Regions from separate parts of the Mus musculus genome. Here region 1 is linked to region 2. A link is a contact called in ENCODE POLR2A ChIA-PET data. All regions are on one chromosome and are shown on one strand. The core of a region is the stretch at or near the end of the contact, and the rest is flanking DNA. Distances in the headings are between cores, read along the strand shown. Region 1 holds the start of Il6st (interleukin 6 signal transducer). Region 2 overlaps Ankrd55 (ankyrin repeat domain 55).

The links. ChIA-PET counts read pairs that join two places held with the same protein, here RNA polymerase II (POLR2A).
Region 1: POLR2A ChIA-PET joins it to region 2 with 18 read pairs in Patski. The contact joins the promoter of Il6st here to the enhancer-like site in region 2. POLR2A ChIA-PET finds 5 or more read pairs at or near these places in 3 of 5 experiments (Patski and embryonic stem cell).

Annotation. Positions count from the first base shown.
Region 1 is chr13:112,459,150-112,465,729 of GRCm38, forward strand. It overlaps Il6st (interleukin 6 signal transducer), which reads left to right and starts at 4,921. Exons shown (of 17, transcript NM_010560.3): 1 at 4,921-5,101.
Region 2 is chr13:112,381,139-112,387,491 of GRCm38, forward strand. Ankrd55 (ankyrin repeat domain 55) reads left to right here. Exons shown (of 11, transcript NM_029898.3): 10 at 1-83; 11 at 2,281-2,864. The coding sequence ends at 2,441. Among named protein-coding and RNA genes, the nearest start is that of Gm48837, 20 kb to the left of the region's middle. Within about 2 kb of position 1,998, at least 1 of the 3 ENCODE cell types and tissues checked has a DNase peak (open chromatin) inside an H3K27ac peak, as active enhancers do.

The sequences.
Region 1 (6,580 bases), core at 3,671-6,170, 81 kb after region 2:
ATCCTGATGTTCTTTTTAAATTGTATTTTGTTCCTTATGATTTCACATGTGTCCATGTTATGTGTGTTTATGTTGTGTGTAGGTGTGGGTGTGTATGGGTGTGTGGGGTGTGTGTGTGTGTGTATGGGTGTATATGTGTGTGTGTGTATGGGCATTTAGGTGTGTGTGTGTGTGTGTGTGTGTGTGTGTGTGTGTGTGTGTATGGGTGTGTAGGTGTGTGTGTGTGTGTAGGTGTACATGCCCTTATACACCCACACAGAAGCCCGATGTATCTACTCTACCCACTTCTACTTCATTCCTTTGAGACAAGTTCTCATTCACTGAACCTGGAGCTAGGCTGGCAACCAGCCAGTCCCAGCAATCCTCCTGTCTCTGCCACCCACAGCACTGGGGTTACAGATGAGTAGACGGCATGCCCAGCTTTTGATATGAGTGCTGGGTCTTCATGCTTACAGTACAAGCTCCACTGAGCCGTCTCCCTGGTCCCGAAGCTGAGTATTTGCTGCCTCAGGACACAAGGCATCTTTAGTGTTAATCAGTTGGTTGGAATTGTGATTTCATAGTCTTCAGTACTTAGAACACTTCACACTTCATATAAATATGTAATGAAAAAATGGCAGAAGTATGTATAGGGTTTTTTTTTTAATAAATCAAAGCCAAAATGTACTCATCAAATTTTAAATGAAACTCAAGTGAGTCACTCCAACATCAGACATTTTAACCCAATCCAAAGATAAAGTTCCTTAACACATGCTGAGAAATGACAGCAGGAAAATATGAAGTCTCCATTTTCCTAATGAAGCCATTGTTTCTGTAAGAGCAGGAAAGTCTGTGTGTGTTCAGTAAGATCAAACACCCCGCTCATGTTCTTGGTCCAAAGCAGGGGCAGCAGCAAGACAGAGATCAACAGGACCACTTTCGGTTTCCAGATAGTCTCAGCTCTCTCCTCATGCTCCCCTGAGCTCCTGGACTTTGTACGGGGCATCTCCACACTCTCAGAGGCCACAGTGGAAGCCCCCAGTCCACCCAGGGCCACTTTTCTGTACTCTGACCAGTACAGTCTCAAGTTCACATTCAAGAAGGGGACAAGATCTAATTTTAGCATAGAGAATTTTGTGACTGTGTAACCTGCCCAGGGGAGTATGGGCATATGAACGAGGCAGAGGAAACCCTGTTCCTGGGGTGTTCACGCAGGAGCGCTCCCTAAACACCCCTTTACTGTCTTTGCTACAGTGTGACATTGATATCATAACACTGATATCATGAGTATTTGCTTACTTATATATCGTGTTATTCTTTTACTCCCTTGAGGAAAAAAAAATATATGTTTCTTTTCTAGACATATATCAGTGCAGGAACATAATTGACGGTAAATGTTTACTGAGGAAATAAACAGAACAGATTGAAATAATCAGCACCTCCCTAATTCCTGGAATTCATGTCCCCCAAAATAGCCCAATGCTTGATGTAATAATGTCAGTTTCCAGACGCAGATCTTAAGAAAAGTTTGATTGAATGTGAAATAATATTCCTTATGAACATTGTGTGCGTGTGTGTGTGTGCGTGTGTGTGTGTGTGTGTGTGTGTGTGTGTGTGTGCGCGCGCGCGCGCGCGCACGCGTGTGTGAGAAGGACCTTCCTTTTTGGGTGACAGAAGGGTACAGAGGAAATGGCTACATATCAACAGTAGTTGAATCCTACATGGGAAAGAAAAGTCAAGGATGCTCACAAGTGGTACTCCTGACCCTTCCCAAGAATAATGACATAGATTCCAACACTAAGAATAAGCACTAGGTACCGTCCAAGGGAAGAGAACATTGTTAGGAACTAGGCTGATAAGGCAAATACGGCCAAAGATCAAGGGAACTGAAGACCCTGGTGAGAGTATTGCTAAAATGGCTGATTATAAGTTTCTCATTGCTTAGGAAGATGAGAACAGGTAGGAAACAACTGATCAGCTCTGAGAACAAAGTCTCAACGTCACCTTGACTGCAGATTCCGTGGGAGTGAGCACAAAGGCTTACAGCTGTAGGTGGCTAAAGGTACTGAGAAGGAAACACAGCCCCAGGTTTAGGAGAGATGGCATCGTTTCTTTAGCTGACTGGGCTGGAGGCGTGGCTTTACCTGTGGACCGCTTGCATATACAATGAAGCTGATGATCTTTGGAAAGGGATGAGAAATGGTGAGCTCAGAGCAGTCAATGAATCATCAACTAGGAGGCTGCACTCATTAGATGACATTAGGGCGGGTGACCAACTACAAGACTGACACAGAGTTTCAGAAACATTCCAGGGCACAGACAAGGAATTATGCAGCTATCCCGGTCAGGGCCAGATTTAGGTAGACCAAAGCAGGTAAAGTTTGTCTTCCACATTTGTCACCTTCATCCTAGAGCATGTGTCATTAGTTTTGCTCACCTGTCCTACTCACAGAAGGAAGGTGGGGCATATGACACTCCTCTACCCAGTCTTCTCCCTATACGCTCTTCCACCAACTGGTACTTATTATCAACCATATTTAGAACCAACAAGATGTTACAACGGGAAACAAAACAAAACAAAACAAAAACCCATACATTGCAATGTTCAATGGGGATTTCTAGTGATTAACTCTTAACTAGAAAGGGGTTATTTCCGGACCAATATTCTATAGAGGGGTCTGGAAAATCAAGCAACTTCCACAGAGTGGGTGCGTCCTTCTTAGTGTCTTGCAGTTCTGAAAATTCTTCATCAAGCATTGATTTATCTTTTCTGTTTAGGATTGTTTGTCAAAGTTGTTGGTTTTCTTTTTCTTTTCATGTTTGTGTGTGCCTTTGTGAGTTTATGTGCACCATGTATGTGCAGGGGTCCCTGGAGATCAGAAGAGGATTGTTGGATTCCCTGGAACTGAACTTACATTGGCTGTGAGCCACCTGAGATGGGTGGTGGGAATTGAACCTGGGTCCTCCGCAAGAGCATCAGGCGTTTTAACTGCTGAGCCATCTCTCCAGTCCCTTTGCTCAGGATTTTAATCACTCTCACAAAGTGTGAGTTGCTGTGTGGCAAGGCTTGAGCTGAGCCAATACAGACAAAGTGATAAGTCATGTATGCGAGAGAGGCAGTATAGGCCTTCGGATTCCCCACCCATGGTCCAAGGCAGGTGAATCCATTATAAAACATTCACCTCCTTCTATCCACAACCACCTCAGATAAACAAACTTTTAAATAAATGCTGTAATGCAGAAAGGTCTACTGAGGTGCGATGGCAGAGGAGTCATTCGAGGACACCTGATATTTACTGAACAGTGCGTCAAACCCTCTCGCTGTTTTAAATAAGTTCATTCTTGCAACTTAGCAGGTCAGAACCGTCCTCCTCATTTTGCAGATGAAGAAACTCAAGACTTTTCCAAGGTCACAGCAATGGGAAGTAACAACCGTAGGATTTGCATTTAAATAGTCGTTCAGCAGACCTACTAAGCACCTTTGTAAGGTCTTCAATTGAACAAAGGCCCTTACAAGTCTTTTCCCTCCATTCGATCTTGTCACACCCTGAGCAAGAGACAAACACATCTTTAGCTTCAGCACATCAACCACTAGTGTGTTTGAGACTCTTTTAGCCAGGCCCTTGGCAGTGTTTTTTCAAACTAGCTGACCAACAGCTAAGGGGTCATAATTCAGAGCTGGGGGTATAGAGATGCAACAGAGGCAAGAAAAGGGGGAGGGAGGGGCAGAGAGCAAGACTGCAGTTTGATCCATTTGATCTCATCTGAATTGTCAATATAACAAAGAACTTTACAATGACTAATTAATGGGTATTTGTTTGCTCTGCAAATCATTATGTTAGCCTTTCTTCCAAAAGTCTCTAGCCTTCTCTCTTTTTTTTTTTTTTTGAGTCATTTCTTCACTTTTAAAAGTTTTTTATTGGGAATTGTATACAGTATATTTTTACCAGATTTTTTTTTTTTTTTTGCTGTTCCCTCAACTTCTCCCACACACCCCTCCATCCGTCCAGCTTCCTGTCATTTGTCTCCTTTAGAGCAAAACAAAAGGTAGATGTTGGGAATGAGAAAATCAATTTCCATCAGTGGAGTTACACTGATTATATATTATATCAATTGCACTCCAAGGGCGGGCTCCGTGCTCAGTAAAAGATAACCAATGCAAATTGGAGTGTTTCTTTACAGTTACACATCCCTTATCTTTTAAGTTTCTCAACTTGCTTGTATACACACTACACACATACACACATCACACACGTGCACTCACGCACATTGCAGCCTTAAGGTCGTTTTCCAATCAAGGGAAGGGTGGTGGATTACAATGAAATAGGTTTTTCCTTGGTATTTCTAATCACACATCAGGCGACTCAAACCGCAAAAAGATAACAGTTTCTTGGCAGGTCACCAGTTCACGGATCAATCAATGACACCCAAACTCATTTACTAACAACAACAAAAATTGCACAGTAGCAAGGTTCGTTTACTTAAGCCTGGGTCCGAAGCGGTCACTATGGGCGAGTACAGTCAGGGCCACTAAGTCCTGCCCTGTCCCCAGGGAGTTCCCTTGCCTCCAGAGTCCCAAGGGCCTCCTAGCAGTCGCCGGAGGCTCGCAGGCCCTCTGGGGAAGACAGCCCAGGGAGACAGCCGAGGTCCGGGGAGAGGGGTCGCGGGAGGCACCTGGGTTGCTGTCCGCGACCCATTACCCTAGAGAAAATGGAACTTTCCGTTCCGGCCACCCACCCAAGTGCGGCGGGGAAGCCTTCGATCTAGTCTAGGAAAGGCGACCAGGCTCAGCCTCCGGAATCCCGGACGCCGGGAGCCGCGTTACGGGAATCGCAGAGGCCTGCAGTCCCGCCCCTTCGTCTCCGGCGACCCGGAGCCAATGGCCGCGCGCTCCGAGACTGACCAGAGCCAATGAGCTCGCGGTCTCTGGCTCCGGGGGGCGGGGCCGTGGGGGGCGGAGCTAGGAGAGCCCGGGTCAGCGGCGGACGGAGGGTGGCGTGTGCGGTCGGGAGGCCAGAGCTTCGAGCCATCCGGGCTGCGGCTCCGCTGAGGGACCGGTGGTGTGGGCCGGGATCCGCGGGGCTGAGGGACGCTCAGGAGCGGCGAGGCTCGCGTCCGGAAGGTGAGAAGAACAGGGCCCCGGCGCGGGAGGGTGCGGGTTGCCTGGAGCGGCCGCCACCTGGCACCCGAGGCCCAGCGGGGCCGGGCTGGACCGGCGCCGAGCGCACGCCCGGAGCTGGTCGGGCTGGCCTGGGAATCCCCGCATTCCTTCCCTCCCCGCTCCGGGCTCCGACTTCCCTGATGTTGTCACCCGCCTTCTCCAGCCGCGTTCCTGACGCACAGTTCCGAAGCCCCCGCCCCAAAGTCCTCTCGGGATCGCGCGTCCTGGGTGACCGCGTCCTGCGTTCTTCCAGTTCCCGTGCCGTGCTCCCTGATCCTACTCTGGACATGGCCCTAGAAAGTGTGGTCTTCTGTGTCCCGTGAAATGCTACCGTTCCCTGCTCTTGATGTTTCTTAATCCAGAGCGAACTTTTCACCCAGACATCTTAACATTTAGGCGTTAATGAAAGTCCAGTGTTTATAAATATTAACTTTCCCTTCGGTCCGTACCCTTCCTAATAAATCCCGCGTGCCTTTACATCCCGAGAGCAAGCCCATCATCGGTCTTTAGATTTTCACCTCCTCCCCTAAGCGTAAACGTGTCCCCTTCTCCAGCTGGCAGGGGGCTCTCTTTTGGATGAACAACCAAAATTCAGAAACTCAAAGCAAACATAATATAAAGGGCTTGGTCCACTTCTGTTCTTGTCATTTTTCCATTAAGAAGAAACTCGTTTTGGCTTAATTTGTATAGTTATTGGACATTACAGCAGCTGTACTGCTTAAAAGTAGTCAGTGAGTGCTGGAATGTCAGCGCGAATCTTCTGAAAAATCTTTGGTCTGGTCAGTGTTGTAAACAAACTCTTTTAGACCGTGTGTGACTGACTGACTGCCAGCTTCCAGTTGGAACGACTCTTAATTTGAAATTACTGACACATTATCAGGGGATGATCGTCATCGTCTTAATTTTCCAAGTTTGTGTTTATATTTATCATTGGGAATTATTTTTGAGCTCTGATCTGGAATGCTACATTTGTAGGACTAATCTGCTAGTCGGTTAAATTCTGTTTTCCACAGGTTTCTGGGGGTGGGGTGTGTGTGTGTTCATTTGCTTCTACTCACAAGAGAAAGAGAGAGAAAAAATTACAGTGGGGGAAAGGTCAGCTAAGGATAAACTTTATAGTAGAAATTTGTATTGTTGGCATTAGTGATTTAGAATATTACAAATACTGTTACCCGCTCATTTAAAGCAACATTCTTATGTAACTGGGCATTTTGTTCTGTTTTATTTATGACTTTGTGTTTTCATTTTGAAATAGTTTTTCCTAAGAGAATGTGGCATTTCAGTTCAGTGCTAGAATGAATACTGATTATTATATACCTATGAAGTGGGTGTTACAATATCTACCTTCTAGAAAAGGGAACAGGCTCAAAAAACATGGCTCCAAAGCCTGTGCCTACAAACTGTTGTGTTGATGGATCTCTTATCGCATTCCTACAGTTT
Region 2 (6,353 bases), core at 748-3,247:
TCAGCATCTCTCCCCAAACAGACCTAAAATCAGAGATCTCCCCTTCACTCGGAACAGCCTTGCACCTCTGCCAGACCAAAAATGTAAGGACCGGAGGGAGCCCCTCCCCAGCTCTCTCCACAAGTGGTATCCGTCTAGACAAGCTCATTGGTGGTTCAGTTTCTAATTATTTGTCAAAAGGCCATCGGGTGCCAATACTTGTGCACAGAGGAAATCCCCTAATAGGACCTTGAAGTTGGTAATGCCTACTTAATAAATAATGAATAAATAAATAAATAAATAAATAAATAAATAATCTCCCCCACTTCAGGGAATTTTGTTTGAAATACAAACACAATAGCAGGAGCTTATTTGGCCATGTATTATCTAATGTCTTTAAGAATGTACTTTAAGCTGGATGTGTTGGGACATGGCTTTCATTCCAGCACTCAGGAGGACAAGAAGTTCAAGCCCAGTCTTGGATGTCTAATGATGGGATTTGAGAGCTGCCTGTGCTACAGGAAACAAGTCTCAAAAGGGGGTGGGGCAGGGGCAGGGCTCTGAAGGTGACCGATTCCCTTACCGTGTGGGATCCAGCCCAAACACTCCTAAGCTGAAGGGAAGTGTTTGATTGGTTTGGTTTGGGTTTGTTCTATTTTGTTTGAGACATGGTCTCACTGTCTGCCAGTCCAATCTGACCTGAAATTCTCAATTCTCCTGCTTCAGCCTCCCAAATGCAGGACTAGCTGCCTATCCAGCACGCATAGTTCTTCTGCCTTCATTAGTTAGCTTTATTAATTTATGTCACACTGTTTTATGTAAAATATACTCTCTTAGGCCAGAAACCTTCAAACTGAATGAGCCCAAATATCTCCTGCTATGTTTATTTTAGGAGCCCCAAACACCTAGAACTATGAGTTTATATATCCTTACATCCATATTAGGAGGTAGGTTTTACCACTATTCCCATTACACAGGCAGGAAAACTAAGTTCAGAAAGGACTTTTCCAGTATCACTTAGGTAGCAGAGAGAACAACCAGGAGCAAAAGCCAGAGGCTAAGCATGGTGGCTCATGCTTGTAGTCAAAAGGCTGAAGCAAGAAGACAGAGAAAGTGAGGCCAGCCTATGCTACATAGCTAGTTCAAGTCCAGCCTGGGCTATATAGATAACGTCTAACAAAAGAAAATCTCTAATGGATAGAGAATCAGCTGCCTCATGAAACAAGCAGCATTTACTAGATGCCAACTTAGTTTCTTCTTTGTACACAATACTGCCCTGTTTAACACACACACACACACACACACACACACACACAGCCTCTGCATTCGACGGCGAATTAGATCATTTTGGAACTGGCCTAACAATTTCAGACAAGCTCCTAACTCTTTGCCCTGTGTAGCTGCACCAGTAACATCAGCATAATGAGACCGTCAAGGGGTTAAGTGAGACGACATACTTACACACCTAAGACACTTGGCATGTTTATTTACACGGAGTCACTAGGCAAGTTGCCCTTTCTACCCCAGGCTAAACTTTGAATGGGGCCAACCAAGAGTGTGAGAACTCTATACAGCACAACAGTGAGCTATGGGGAAGTGCTGGGTCATTTTTCATGGCAATGAAAACCCAGAGCTGAAGCCAATTGTGCAGAGAAGGAGTTAGAAGTGGGAAGCCAGGATTCCTCCTGGACACACTTGACCCCTTCCCTTACTGCACACAGTGAGGGTTCTGAGCGGTGCCAATGTTTCTCATTGGGGGAAACTCAGGCCAGTACCCTCCTTTAATTGGCCTGGACTTGAAGGTGGCCTGAAGAAGTCAGAGAGGCTTTCACAATTAAATTCCAGGAGACAAGACAAAGATACCTAATCGATTCTGCTGAGTGCAGAAGAAGTAGAGCAAGCCCAGCTCTTTCCCAAAGAAACCTGAGAGCCTTTTGGGGGTTTGCATGAGAGCAAATGTCTCCAGGCTTGTTCAGAGCCATGTGCTAACTTGAGCATTCACAGATGCTCCACCCCAGAGAACTGCTCAGACAGGCACACACAGCTAGAGCCTGTTGGATCAAGGCTGCTGCAATCTTGTATTTGCGCATTCCCCAAATCCCTGATGTTGGTGTGTTGTAAGCTTGATTAGACAAGAGCACATGGCTTTTCTCCTTAGTCTAGTTCCCATCACCACTGGCTTCTTAGAATCCAGTGCTTGACGAAATCACAGGATTCTCCTGAATCATCCCCTGAGAGCCTCTAGCAGAAGCAAATCTCAAAACGTCTCTCACTTTCTCCCTTCCCCCTTCTCCTTTCCAGTTCTATCTGGAGAACCCCTGAGAACAAACCGGGTGCTTCCAGCAATTCCAAGCCAGAGGGGACATGACCCATCACCAGCTGGAGAGAGCCAGAGGGGACATGACCCACCACGAGCTGAAGAGAGCGGGGGTTCCTCCAGTCCCACCCATGATGAAAACTAACTACAGCTCGCTCTCTGTGGAAATGGAGAAGATATATATTTTTCGACTTCCCAAGGGTGAGATTACTCTAGTTTATATGAGCAAAGTCTTAATTTAGTAAGCTGCATTCTACAAGCCATTCATGGTTTTCTAATTCAAGGTTCCTTATTTCAAATAAATACACTCCCTAAATACTCACTTAGAATCTTCAGGCGTGCAAACATCACCAAGTCTATTAGTTTCTGTGACGCCCTACAAACTGTAATTGAGAAACAAAATACACTCCTGGAGGAGGATTTAGGTATGTTTCACTTATGGTTGTGCCATGTTTGCTGTTTGGTCTGGTTCTTTTTTTTTTTTTTTTTTTTTCCCTCTTATTTGGTGATTTTATGTATTTTTTTAAGTGTATGCTTTGCTGAATAAAAAAAAAATAAGAAGAAAAGCAAATCCTAAGACTTATTTTTTTTATTTATTTATTTCCATCCTACCTCGCCCTGACAACGCTGAATTAAAATTGAGTTCTAAACTCCTCTGTCAGTCACAGTGTATGACTTTGAAATGCTCAAGCTTCAGCAAAAATATTTTCTGACGTTGTCAGCTCTTGGCTAAAACCCAAATCACTTGGCAGTGTTTATGTCTCTTACTTGTCATTTAATTCTTTCCACCTTCTGTTGTTTTCAGAAAGTCTGATGGCCCCAGGAGTAAAAAGGGTCATGGGAGCTGGCAGGGTGTACTTCCTGGTCTGATAGAATTTCTTGCTCTTTCCTCAAATATCCTACCTGTTAAGAATTCTCTTCTTTTGTGTTTCAAAATAATGCTTTCTGCCTTCGAGGCCTTCTCAGATTTGAGACTTAGCAAAGTTCTGGAAGATGCCCTCTTTCACTGAGACGATGGCATGCTATTTAGACTGACGTTGGCTGGCAGCCTTGCCTCCAGTCACATTCGGTAACACTCCGAGTTACTACCAGGTCTGCAGGTTTTGGAAATGTGTCGAGTGTGACATTTACTGTTGTATACTAGGGTTATTCTTCAGTTGGAGTAGACATGATACAGAACCTTCTTCTCGCAGCACGTTCCAGGACACAGTGAAGACACTCAAACACTTAACTTGTTTTCCAGAAGGGAGTAGAAGCAGAGAGAGGGAGGGGTCGAGAGCAGCCTCGGTAAGGAGTGGTCAGAAGCCCATCCTGCCTGTGCCAGTTGTACTTGAGGCTGTGAAAGAGAAAACTCAGCCTTCTACACAAGCAGGGCTGAGGACAAGCCGGTCCTACAGGACACAGAGGAACCCTTAAGGCACAGCTTCCAGAGGGTCTTCTTTCTGTGTCGGTTTTGTTTGGGGAAGGTGTTTTTGCGTCAGATTGTTAGATTGTTCAGTGTGTCACCAGGCTACTTTAGAATCTGTTTTCACCCACTAGTAACTGGGTGGTCTAGGCCCTGTACTGCCTAAACCAGCCAGGATAGGCAAGTTTCTGCTCCAGGAGTAAGCATCCCCAAGTCCCTCGGTCAATGTAGCCCTCGGCCACAATACAAGTCCCGCGCCAACTGGCAGAATTAGCTAGTATACAGTATACAGTATATAGTATACAGTTTATATAGTATACAGTATATATAGTATACAGTATATAGTATAGATTCCATCGCAACCTGGTTCCCATGGTGATCGAAGCAGAGGAAATAGTCGTGAGTCATCATTTCCTCTCACGTTTTCTTCACCAAATCAAGTTGTGTGAATGTTATTAATTTTAAGTGGGGGTGAGTACAGAAACTCAAGCTCTTTACATTTTCAGCAAAGAAGGAATTACAATCTTTATAAATGATCATAACAACGACCACACTGACCAAAACAGAGAGGGCCCCTGATTGAGTCAATAGATGAAAACATATTTTTAAACCCAGTGAGCAATGGGTAAAGCCACCATCCCCTAACGCCTGAGTTGACATAGGTGCACATACAAAGACTTTTTCAGTGTTGGGCCTTTTGGGTCAGTTTGGCACAGGGATTTTTGTTAGCCATGGAGATGCGCTGTGTTGCTACTGCCTCTTCCAAAAGAGCAACCATCCTTCTGCCGGGAGGTAAAGTTGCTAATGGCACAAACTGATCATTGGGAACTATTTAACTGACAAAAGCAGATCTTCAGCCGGGTGTGGTGGCGCATGCCTTTAATCCCAGCACTCAGGAGGCAGAGGCAGGCAGATTTCTGAGTTCGAGGCCAGCCTGGTCTACAAAGTGAGTTCCAGGACAGCCAGGGCTATACAGAGAAACCCTGTCTCGAAAAACAAAAACAAAAACAAACAAACAAAAAAGCAGATCTTCAAGCACTATAGTTTACATTTTACATGGTTTTCAAAGGATTGTGTGTTAAAGGCTTCACTCACCTCAGGCTTGATGCTGTTAGAAATTGGTAGAATCTAAAGGGAATGGGGCTTAATAGGAAATCTTGTGGCCATTGGAAACCTTGAAGGGAACTCTGGGACCCTGGCTGTGCCTGTGTCTTCTTGGTATTTTCCCAGCCTAGACATTCACTCCCTGGCATGGTGTGTTGCCTCCTGTGGACCAGGATCCACAAGTCAAAATACAGCTTTCCTCTTAGAGCCGGGTACTCACATATGACAGTATAGTCATGGAAAGCTCACCAACACACTAAGGATTCACGGGGGTTGGTGGTAAATGCGGGAGTAGAGTGCCTACCTTGGGCACGTGAGGCCACATATTCCATTCCCAGCTTTTCAGTGCTTTTCAAAGTTTCAAAGAATCTATTCTTTTAAATTGAGTATGTGTTGTTTTACCACACACACCTCCCTTCATTACTAGGCCTGAGTCATTTGTATATATGTGTAAACAAATTCTTTCATTTGACAACACGTAAGGTTTGCTCAGTCATCCCCCATCTCTCTCTTACAGACAACTAATTTGAAGCTGAAAAAGAAGCTAAGTAATTTGCCCCAAATCATGTAGCTAAGAAATGGCAGAGCCAGGCTTAGCAAGTAGATCTCATTTGCTTCAAGGCCCATATACAGATTGCCCAAACTATCATTTTTCTGACCCACAAACCCATTCTCATTTCATAGTGCAGTATGTCCTTCCTGATTTTATGCAGTCTGTCTGTCTAACAAGCAAAGTGGAGCTACTGTCACTATTTCAGGAAGTACACAGCAACCCAGGACTTTGTGTTAAACCATCAGGGCTAGGGGAAGTCATAATTATTTATTTTCTCCATATTTCTTAGTTCCCCGTGGAAATCACCTGGCTTAACCATGGTGTCACTTCTCCCAGTAAATGCTCAACTCCATTGTTCTCATCTTCTTGGGATGAAGCCAGTATAAACAGATCTATGTAGCTCCCGATTATTTATTTCAACTCTACCAAAACACAGTTTGACACTCTGTGTGACTTCAGAAAAGCTCACTAAGTAACATTAGAAATGCCATGCCTTCCAGGAAGACAAACATAATCATTAATTTTCCTTTGGCCTCTATTCTTTGAAATTAAGCCACTCTTGTCTCCCAGAAAATGCTTCCTGGCACTCTGAAGGTGGTCATGAAAACAACTCTTTGGACTCCTTGACAACAACTCCTTAGAGACAGAGTTGGAGTGGAGTAACTGAGCATCATATGTGACCTTAGCATAAAATATAATCCCCAAGTGGACAGAATTTTTAAAAGAACATAATAACAACCCTTGCAAATAGAGAACTAGTCTCTTAATGTATTCAAGGAAAAATCACATTTAAAATCAAGTAACTAAATTAGAATTGTGTATTTCCTAGACATTAACATGGGAATGTTAGTTACTACTGGTAAGTGAGGATTGTCTACAAGCGTTGTAGCTTAGTGGTAGAGGGTTGGCCTAATGAATCACAAGAGGACATAACAACCCCAAGGTATGGTTGAGGAGATGGTTTTAATTGTGGAACTGAAAGAAAGAACAACCCG